2 separate regions of the Homo sapiens genome follow, and region 2 is linked to region 1. Evidence: chromatin loops called from intact Hi-C (ENCODE). Cell type or tissue: left ventricle myocardium inferior. All regions are shown on one strand. Region 1 has its middle 3.3 kb from the start of SLCO1C1. Region 2 overlaps PDE3A (phosphodiesterase 3A).

Evidence for each region. Hi-C counts contacts between places; a loop is a spot of excess contacts. Peaks named below come from ENCODE experiments on the same cell type or tissue, not always from the same donor. Only the 100,000 strongest peaks of a DNase experiment are listed, where the experiment ranks them.
Region 2: it touches region 1 in a loop (8-fold over the local background); 2 of 110 quality-filtered maps call a loop at or near these places.

Annotation. Positions count from the first base shown.
Region 1 is chr12:20,689,568-20,694,567 of GRCh38, reverse strand. No RefSeq gene overlaps it. Among named protein-coding and RNA genes, the nearest start is that of SLCO1C1, 3.3 kb to the left of the region's middle. In left ventricle myocardium inferior, no CTCF peak of the experiment used is centred here; no DNase peak of the experiment used is centred here.
Region 2 is chr12:20,640,131-20,645,130 of GRCh38, reverse strand. All of the region lies in intron 10 of PDE3A (phosphodiesterase 3A), which reads right to left. Among named protein-coding and RNA genes, the nearest start is that of SLCO1C1, 53 kb to the left of the region's middle. In left ventricle myocardium inferior, no CTCF peak of the experiment used is centred here; no DNase peak of the experiment used is centred here; H3K27ac peaks cover 3,015 bases.

The DNA of each region.
Region 1 (5,000 bases):
TTCAAGCACATTTTACTACAAAAGAAAGAAAAGAAAATGCAAGAAAAATGGGTTTATATTAAACCTTGCAATGAAGCAATGGTGTTTTCACACTCTGAAAGGCCAAATATTTTACTTTAACAATCAAACCAGACTTTTCCATCGGAAATAGTGAGCAAACATCCGAATACATTGAGTGTTAGTCTAGACTTCTCAGTGTCTAACAGGTGGCCAGACCACTGTTTTATTCAAGAGGAGACAGTATTTACCAGCCCAAAGGGCATAATTTTCCTCACCAAGAAATGAAATTCTCCCTTGAGAATGTAATTTTGTCTATTCCCAACTGGCTCAGTCTCACTCTCCAACACGATTCCTTTTCTTATTTCCAGAGTCCACAGTTAATGTTACTGTTTTGAATGCACATAATGTTTACACTTATTCAGAGCTTCTTATGTGCAACCTTGCATTGGATTGTAGCCTACTTCAGCCTTTCATTCCCATTTCCAAACTCTAGATGAGGGAGTTAACAAACTTCTATAAAGGGACAAATAAGAAATATTTTAGGTTTTGTAGGACCATGCAATCTCTATCACAACCACTCACCTCTGCCATTCTGGTGGTAAATTAACCACAGACAACATATAAATGAATGCATTTCCTAAGACTGCACTAACAAAGTACTACAAGCTGAGTGACCTAAAACAGAACTTTATTGTCTCACACTTTTGGAGGCCAGAAGTCAAAAATCAAGGTGTCAGCAGAGCCATGCTCCCTCTGAGACCTGTAGGGAAGAATCCTCCTTACCTCTTCCACCTCCTGGTGTTTGCTGACAGCCTGAACTCCTTGTTTTATAGGTGTATCACTCCAACAGCTGCTTCTGTTACCACATGGCCATCTTCTCCCTTTATGTCTCTGTCCTCTGTACTTAAAAAAACGCTAGTCATCTTTGGCTGGGGACCACCCTCATGACCTCATCTTAACTTGATAAGGTCTGCTAAGACTCTCTTTTCAGGAAAGGTGACATTCACAGGTACCGGGGGTTAGGACTTCCTCATATCTTTTTGGGAGACACAATTCAAGCCAGTACACTCATATTTTCATTTTCCTCCTTACTTGAATTTTTTCATGCAATTATTTTAATCACTTCCTTCTGTATACCCTCAATTCTCCTGTTTCTCTTTCAATTTATTGATCTTCCCAGGCAAAGCTCACCTCAGATAAATCCACTTTCTTTCTTCTTAGTATTTGCATCCGCACTGTTTTAAGTGATTGAAGAACAACTCAGTAACATGCCCTTAGGGCTTATTTTATATTTATAACCACTAAACTCACTGAGTCATAGAGGCATTGCTAGACGTAATACTTTTTAATGACCCAATCACTTTACCTCTCTCAAATCTTCATTTCTGGCTGCACCCTGATTATTAGCTGATGATCTTGTCTAGGAAATTCACTAACTAAACAGAAATATCAGGAGAAATATTATACTCTGTCCTCATGACATCTACTCTCTACCCAAATGTACATTGCTATTAGCTGTCTTCCTTCTTGCTCCTACAGTCCATGTTTCTAAGCCCAAACTTTAGTCACATTCCTTGTATATATTTCCTCTCCTCCAGTTCATTTTTCACCAACTCTAATCAGGTTTTGCCTTTACCACTCCAATGCAAATATTTTCATCAAGAACATTAAAGGCATTCACACTAATAAATCCAGTGATCAATATCCAGACCTCATTTTAATTGATGTATTAGCAGAATTGTATGTCATTAATGTGCCCTTCTCTTTGATACATTTTATTCACTTGGTTTCACCACACACCCCTGGTTTTCCTCCTACTTCAGTGGTCATTTGCTCTTAGTCTTCATTGCTAGAATATTCCAAAATTCAGTCTGTGGAATATCTTCTTTGCTGTCTATATTTACTTCCTTAATGACCTTATCTGGTGTCATGGCTTTAAATATAATCTATAATATAAGATCCAATGAGGTTAGGGAATATTTTGTATACCCAAATTTGAGTTGAGTTTTTCAGTCTGGAAAAATGTATACATATATACAGGAGATATGTAGATACAGATATAGATATAGATAGATATAGATATCTACGTGTGTGTGTATTAGCTCTCTCCACTGAAAAGGTCTAGAAACAATGATCAACTAAGTAGTAATAAGTGCAACTAGCACCATAAATAAAAGCACCATGGATCCTTGATATGTGACTAATACCAGGTGTAAAGATATAAGATAGGCCTGGAATATCTTGTCATAAAAAAGAGCTGGGATGCCTTGAAGACTACATTGTGCCAATAGGATTCAGAAGCCAGCCTGAACAGGTTTCTGCTAATCAAATATAGGAAAGTTTGAGCATTGGTAAGAATAATTGTAATGGTTGAAACATATAAAATAGTAATGGTTGAAACATATAAAATCACAAAATTTATGAGTTAAAAACACTATTAAAACATCACATGGTCACTTTGGAGTAATTCTAAACACAACTTAAATATTAATAGATTTAAAACTAGTGGTATTTAGGGAGAAATTGTGTGTTTATCCTAGCTTTTCTATTCCATTCTTTCCTTAGAGTTATTACAGAGTAAAGACAAATTTCTCTTCATAGAATTCCAACTAATAAACAAAAAAGGATGAGAGAATAAGAATATTATAATTTTCTTTTCTTTCTTAGGGTAATTAATATTTATTGAAATGTAATTCAATCTTAAAGTATCCTGAAAGGATTTTGGTAAGGTTTTGAAGTTTTACTGAAATAATACCAGTGCAACCTTGGTTTAGTCCAACAAATAGTCTGAAAATAGAGACTATTCTCCAGAGATGATAAATTTATTTCTAGAACAGATTTAATAAAAACAATATTAAAAATACAAAATCCTTAAACTCATTTGAGTCAAATGCAAAGGTTAAAGAAAAAAATGTAGAAAATATACTAATTTTCAATTGCTTTTAGATTGGTAGAGCTCTAATGGATTTTATTTGCATAGCTTGGTTTTTGTGGCACAGTAGAGAAATTGAGAAAGTAGTTATTGTATAAGGATGATTCCTAACCATTTTGAAAAATTTCTGTTAATATGATCAGTTCAGACCCTCGCTATAAAGTTTTTATAATTCTATATTATAAATAAGTAGATTAATTTCTAGTAGAATTAAGCTATTAGATATTTAATTTTATAATTTTTAATTTTAGATTCAGAGAGTATATGTGCAGATTTTTTACATGGGTATATTGTGAGACACTGAGTTTTGGGGTAAAATGATTCCATCAACTAGATAGTGAGCATGGTACCCAATAGGTAGTTTTTCAGCCCTTGCCTTTCTCCTCCATCTCCCCCTCAAGTAATGTGCCATGTCTATTGTTCCCATTTTTATGTCCATGTGTACCTAATGTTTAGCCTCACTTATAAGTGAGAGTATTATAATTTTCAAACCTCTAATGAATTAATGAATTTAGCGAAAGGTAATCAATGACCAATAATATCACCAAAAATCTCAAGCCATTTTCAACATCCTGATGGAAGTTAAAAGCTTGAAACACCACCTTTGAAATAGTCCTCCTTTTTACTTCCAAAGAAAACTAATCTTATCAAATCTCAGATTAGATTTAAGTACCAGTCCATAAGAAATATAGGGAAGAGAAGAGCAAGTTAAATGACACCACAAAAGATACAATCAGCAAAATTGAAAGTAAAGAATCTATTTAGGACAAATAAGTCAATATTTTTTCCAACCAAAAACCACAAGGAAAAAAGGAGAGGAGGGAGAAATTGTATATTTTAACTTAAGAAATGAACTGACCAATTACAATGTACAGACTTCGTACACCTATTCAAAAAGAAACAAACTATAACAAGAAGACTTCTTTGTAATCTTCTTAGAAGTTTTATAACCTCAGAAATGAGAACACTGTGGATATTTGTTGTATTGAGTAATTTGTGTTAGTTTTTTTTAGGGATGATAATGGTGGTATAATTGTTTTAGAGGTAAATATAGCACTTCTTTTCTTTTTTTTTTTTACAAATCATTTACTAATAGAAGGATATGTTATATTTTCATATAGAAATTCATATATTTCTATATTTCTATATTTTCATATAGAAATTCATATATTCATATAGAATTTCATATATTTTCATATAGAGGAGATGTACTAAATATTGGGAGGTATGTATGGAACAGATTGGCAGTATATTAATTGTTTGAGCTAGGTGATAGGCACCTGGTGTTCACTCTACTATTCTCTCTTGTTTGAATACATTTGAAAATTTTCATATTGAGTTTTAAATAAATGATACAGAGACAGATATACACATATGTAAATAGATTAAAAAGTGTTAGTGGATAAATTCCAAATTTATTTCTATATTTGACTACGAAGCCAATGTTGACATAAAACTTTTGTTTTCCACTATCCATTCCACGTTTTCATTGCCCTCTGTTAGGACTTCTCATGGTGGAACATTTTTACTGATAGGATGACCTGCAAGTTAATTCTTGCAAGGTCAATTTTCTTAGTGGTTCTGTTTTTATTGGGTGACTCCAGTGTCCCACCACACTCACTATGTAACATGGAAGCATTAAGGGCTCCATGCAGAATTCTTTGCATTCCAAACACAATCTTTCTTGCCACTGTTTTGATATCAGAAACCACACTTCAGCCTAGTAAACTGGGATCAATCACTTTCTACCCTGATGGTTCAGTAACATGAGACAACAAAATATACCTAATGTTAAATGACGAGTTAACGGGTGCAGCAAACCAAAATGGCACATGTATACATATGTAACAAACCTGCACGTTGTGCACATGTACCCTAAAACTTAAAGTATAAAAAAATATCCAAATAGTAGCCTTGGCTCCAGGGTAATGGAACCACTGTGTATTCTGGTGAAAGTATCCCTTACTGGAAATTATTTCATCTGAACAAGTCGAACCAAAAATTTTAGAGATAGAAAGCACCCCCAAAGCCTGCTGAACCACATGGGGTAGAATTTACAGGCTTGGGG
Region 2 (5,000 bases), 49 kb after region 1:
GATCATTTGAAGTCAGGAGCTCAAGTTCAGCCTGGCCAACATGGTAAAATCCCGTCTATACCAAAAATACAAAAATTAGCCGAGCGTGGTGGTGGGCACCTGTAATCCCAGCTACTCGGGAGGCTGAGGCAGGAGAATCGCTTGAACCCAGGAGGTGGAGGTTGCAGTGAGCTGAGACTGCGCCACTGCACTCCAGCCTGGGTGAAAGAGTAAAACTGTATCCAAAAAAAAAAAAAAAAGAAGGAAGAAGAGGAAGAGGGGGAAGAGGGGGAGGAGGGGGAGGAGGAGGAGGAGGAGGGGAAGGAGGAGGAGGAGGAGGCTCAAATCCTAGCCTCCTGAGGAGAAAATAGCAAAACTTGTATACCTGTGTCAATCGTAAATATGAGTAATAATATTATATGGTACTTGAAAGAGCAATTTCATTAAGATTGACATCTATATCCCTGAGTATAGCCCATCTCCAGTGATATGAGCCCATTACATTTACAAATAATTCACAGGCAAGAGAATTACGATCATATTTTATGTCTGTACTTGGGCTATTTATGAAATTGATCATACTAGAATTTTCTGGATTTGGGACAGGTGTGCTTTTACCTCTGCTATAATATTATCCATGCTAACTTGGGTGAGTTACTTAAAATCCACTTCCTTATCTTAAAAATAAGACAGAGTAAAAAGTCTTATTTATCTTAAAAATACGGGAATAATATTGCCAAATTCATGGTACAATTGTGACAATTACATTAGGAAATATATTTTAAAGGGCCAGATACACGGTGAATTTGTAATTTGTGTAAACATTATTCATGTAAAATAAATTGCTGCTGTAGAACAAGACAGAACTAGTATAGATCACCAGCTTTCTCCCAGAATCAATGCTGGATTTGTAAGAATAAAATAAAATATCTTCTGCCTCCATCGGTAGAAGATAGTAATGACCTGTTATGGTAGGAAAATGGCAGTCTGGGAGTAGGGTTCCACTTTTGGGAGATATGTTGGAAGCCAGCTTCTTAAATTATCTTCTCCTGTTGCAAGCTGGGAAGATTACTATATGCCAGTAGTTACTATTATTGTTGCAAGTCAGAGAAACCTGTGCATGAGCATAGCAGTACGGAGGTGGATGGGGGGCAGTATCACAGTGTTGGCAGAGCCTGTTTGGGGTAAGGAATTGATAACATCTATTCCAGGTGAACTTGCAGCTTTTGAGCTCTAATCCTTTTGAGCTCTAATCCACCCTGTCCCCCACCCCAAGGCCCAGGCCCAGAAAACTTTATAGGTAATGTTTTATTTTAAAAAAACAAAAAAACAAAAAACAAACTTTCAACAAGCAATTAATCCTAAGTAAATAATCTAGTGCCGAAAATACAAGAAGAAAAGCTGCCAAACTCATTTTATGAGGCTGGTACAATCTTGATTTAAAAACGAGGTAAAGACAGTATGTATATTTAAACATGTTCCTTTTGCTTTCGAGTACAGGTTTAAAAGTACTAAATAAAAAAAAAATCACTAACCAAATCCAGCTGCTTATCTAAACATATACATCTAGTTATATGTGTGTATGTGTAGGAGAATAATACTGTCATCAATCACTTAGATTGAAGAATAGAAAACCATCTGTCCTGTTAGCAGTCAGTGACATGTTTATTAATCAAATATTCACTTAGCATGTACTCAGTATTATGCCAAGTGCTGGCATCTCCATTGTTCTTGTCATTAATTCTCTGGTAACCCAACCCAGGAGCAAAGACACCCAGGAAAGAAGCTAGCAAGGTCAATGTAAGTTACTGACAGGTTTCTATGTAATACATAAAAATGCTCAAAGATTCCTCTTCTTCTTCTGGCCAGGGTAGGCAACTGAGAAGGATAAGAAATGCTATCAGAGCTATCCTTATTTTATCCTTATTCTCATCATACTTCTTCCTTCATCTCTGCATTTTGGACAAACCCCTAGCCTTCTCGATGACACCTTCACTCATGTGGCAACCCCCTCGCCCTCTTTAATAACATATAGACGCACATGCATACACTAGCACATGGTACACCCTACCTCTTTCCCAGAGTCCGCCCATCTCCCTCTTCCGTCTTGATACACTTGTTTTCTCAACTTTCTCCTTTTCCCTCAAGCACAGAGTTGAAGTGAGCTGGTATGGAGGGTTGGAGTTGTATGTAAATTCACAGATTTTAAGATCCAAATTTATATATTTTGTATTTAAAATTTTGTCTATGCTCCTATGCACCATAGGGTAAGAAGAAGTAATAAAGAATAGAGGTAACACTTTAAATATTTTTTTTTCTTTTGGAATATAGTTAATACTCTGGTAGTTCTGCCCCTCTAGCATGTACCATGTCACTTCAATATCTAGCTTTAAAATCAGTGGGCACATCATGTACAGCTGAATTGAACTGAACTAAATATAGGTTGAGCAGGACTATTCTCATTGCTGCCATGAAATAGCTACATGATCACAGGTACTTCTGAGGCATTCTCCCCACTTCTCAAACTTAAATCAGAATGAGAGGTGTTAGGGAGAATATGCTTTAGAGAGGAAACTCTTTGAAAATAAAAACTACCTTCAAAAATAACTGGATCGATGAATGAATATGAATGGATTTTTTATTAAGTAAAATGCCCAACTGAAAGGGACTATGAATGACACCAAACATTATTTATCTCCTTATGCAATTGGGTATTCACCATACATTAATTTATCCTAAGTTTGATTGAACAAATACATTTTTATCACATTTATATTATTGAGTTGACCATATTTCTTGTCTTTCTATTGCTACTACCATGAAATTACTTTAATTCTCTGTTTAAATCTAGATTCTTCAATTTTTGTAAGGATTCTAATTACAAATTTAAAAGCTTTCCTACTTACCCTCTTTTCTTGAAAACCGTTAAAGGTACACTTAGAACTATAATAAGAAATTTAGTTTCTAATATTTGCACACATTATCATATTAAAGTTAAACCAACCCCATTTTAACTTTGGTTCCTCTTATGCTTCTTTTCAACTAAGGATTTATTTAGATAGGACCATTAGAAATATAGTCCAAAATAAATATTAAAACAAGTAGGTATACAGCAAATTTTTGTATGTGCTGATTATAACTAATGATAAGTGAAGATTTTAATAAATATTCATATTAATTTACAATCTCAGCACATATGAAATATTATTAGATAAAAGTGATCACAAATGAAGCTAGAGCTTTCCTATGAGAAGATGTAAATAAATTCCCTTTATGGAGACTATCTGGGACTTCTAATAGAACAAGCAGGTTTATTACAACAAGTTCTTTTCACCTGGAATAAAGAACCCACTATTTCAGGGGTAAAAAATATCTATTACTTGTAACATATAAAAATGTAATAAGAAAATATAAAAGTGAATAATAAATCTTAGAATCTGAAAACTTATTTTTGTACTTAAACATTTGCCATCTTTCAACTATGATTTAATGATATACCACCTGTGAAAAAGTTGGTAGTTATGTCTATGGAGTTTAGTATCAATTTGAACTCAGTGGAACTTTGCTATGGCTAATTACATCATTAAAATACATTTGAAAATATAACATGAATTTGGAAATTCAGTCTAGTGATTAGCTGTTCCTTAGTGTTTTTAGTGTCTTCCTTTCTATAAAAGTTTATTTATATAACTCCTTGACCTTCGAGAAATCGTGAACACTTAGGTCAATCACTGGCATCCAACCAGGGTGGGCCCTGGGAAAACTGTATTAAGAAAGCAAGGCTTATCTTGAGATCCTTTCCAACTACCCCTTTTTTCATGTTTCTCTTCCAACTTCCATGGATTTGTCAGCCAGATGTTCCCAGGGGCCCTGGTACTGTTGAGCTCCTCTTTCCCGTACTCCAACTGCCTTACTCTGTCTGTATTTTGGTCCCACATTCTTCAGAAAATCTCACTTGTAGATTCAGTTTTTCATTCTCTTTTTCTATGATACACTAACAGCTGTGTATATTCATTCCAATGTAGCAGGTGGATGGGATTTTGAAAACAATAAATATGCTCATAATAAATCCCTAAGTTGATGTGATACCCCTTCCTGGAAATACTTGTGTTTTATTAGTATTAATTATTTTTTAATGTAATTTCAGCTCTTTACAATTACGAAAAAGTTATGGGACTCTGAAGTCTGAGGTGCATAAGCAAATATAAAAGCTTTTAAAACTTTTAAAAGCTTAAAAGCTAAAATATGATTTAAATAACATATTTCCAAGACATGTTCCGATCAATATATTATGTTTGATTATTTTTCTTTCTATATATTTATTTCCTTCATGTGTTACATGATTTTTGAACATCTCCACAATTTCCCTGTTTCGACCTATAGACACTGTCTCCCAAACCATATATTTCGTAGCACTATAGGACCATTTTACTTATGTGTTATAATCGATGATTCCTGAAATGCTACATAATGAAAATTTAACATCTCCTCTGTGTTCCGATTTCTTGTTGTTATAAATGGGAAACTTATTCCCACAAGACTCAAAGCTTGAATACTTGATTGTGTGTTTTCCTTGGGTCTTTCCATTTACCTGATTTTTTAAGTGTTTCTTATCATTTTTCCATAACCACTTCCATATGTCTTTTCTATTTTATTCATCAGACCATCATCCTCCTGTCCCTCTAAACGCCAGCCAACTTTATCTTACGTGGAGAAAACATATATAGTGACTTAACTCTTCAGATGCCACAACAAAAGTTGAATTTACCCAATAAAAGGGATGGGTTATTAAATGGGCAATAAATTTAGTATTTATTTATTTCCAAAAAATAGCCATATTAAAGTGGACTTATGTCAGACTTACTGTGTGCTAGGCACTAAAATAACCTCTTTAAAATTATAATCTTATTTGATCCTAACAATCATATGAATCAGGTACTATAATTCTCATTTTATGAACTAAGAAATGAGGCATGTAGAGCTTAAGTAAACCCTAGGGTCTCACACAGCTGAAAAGTAAA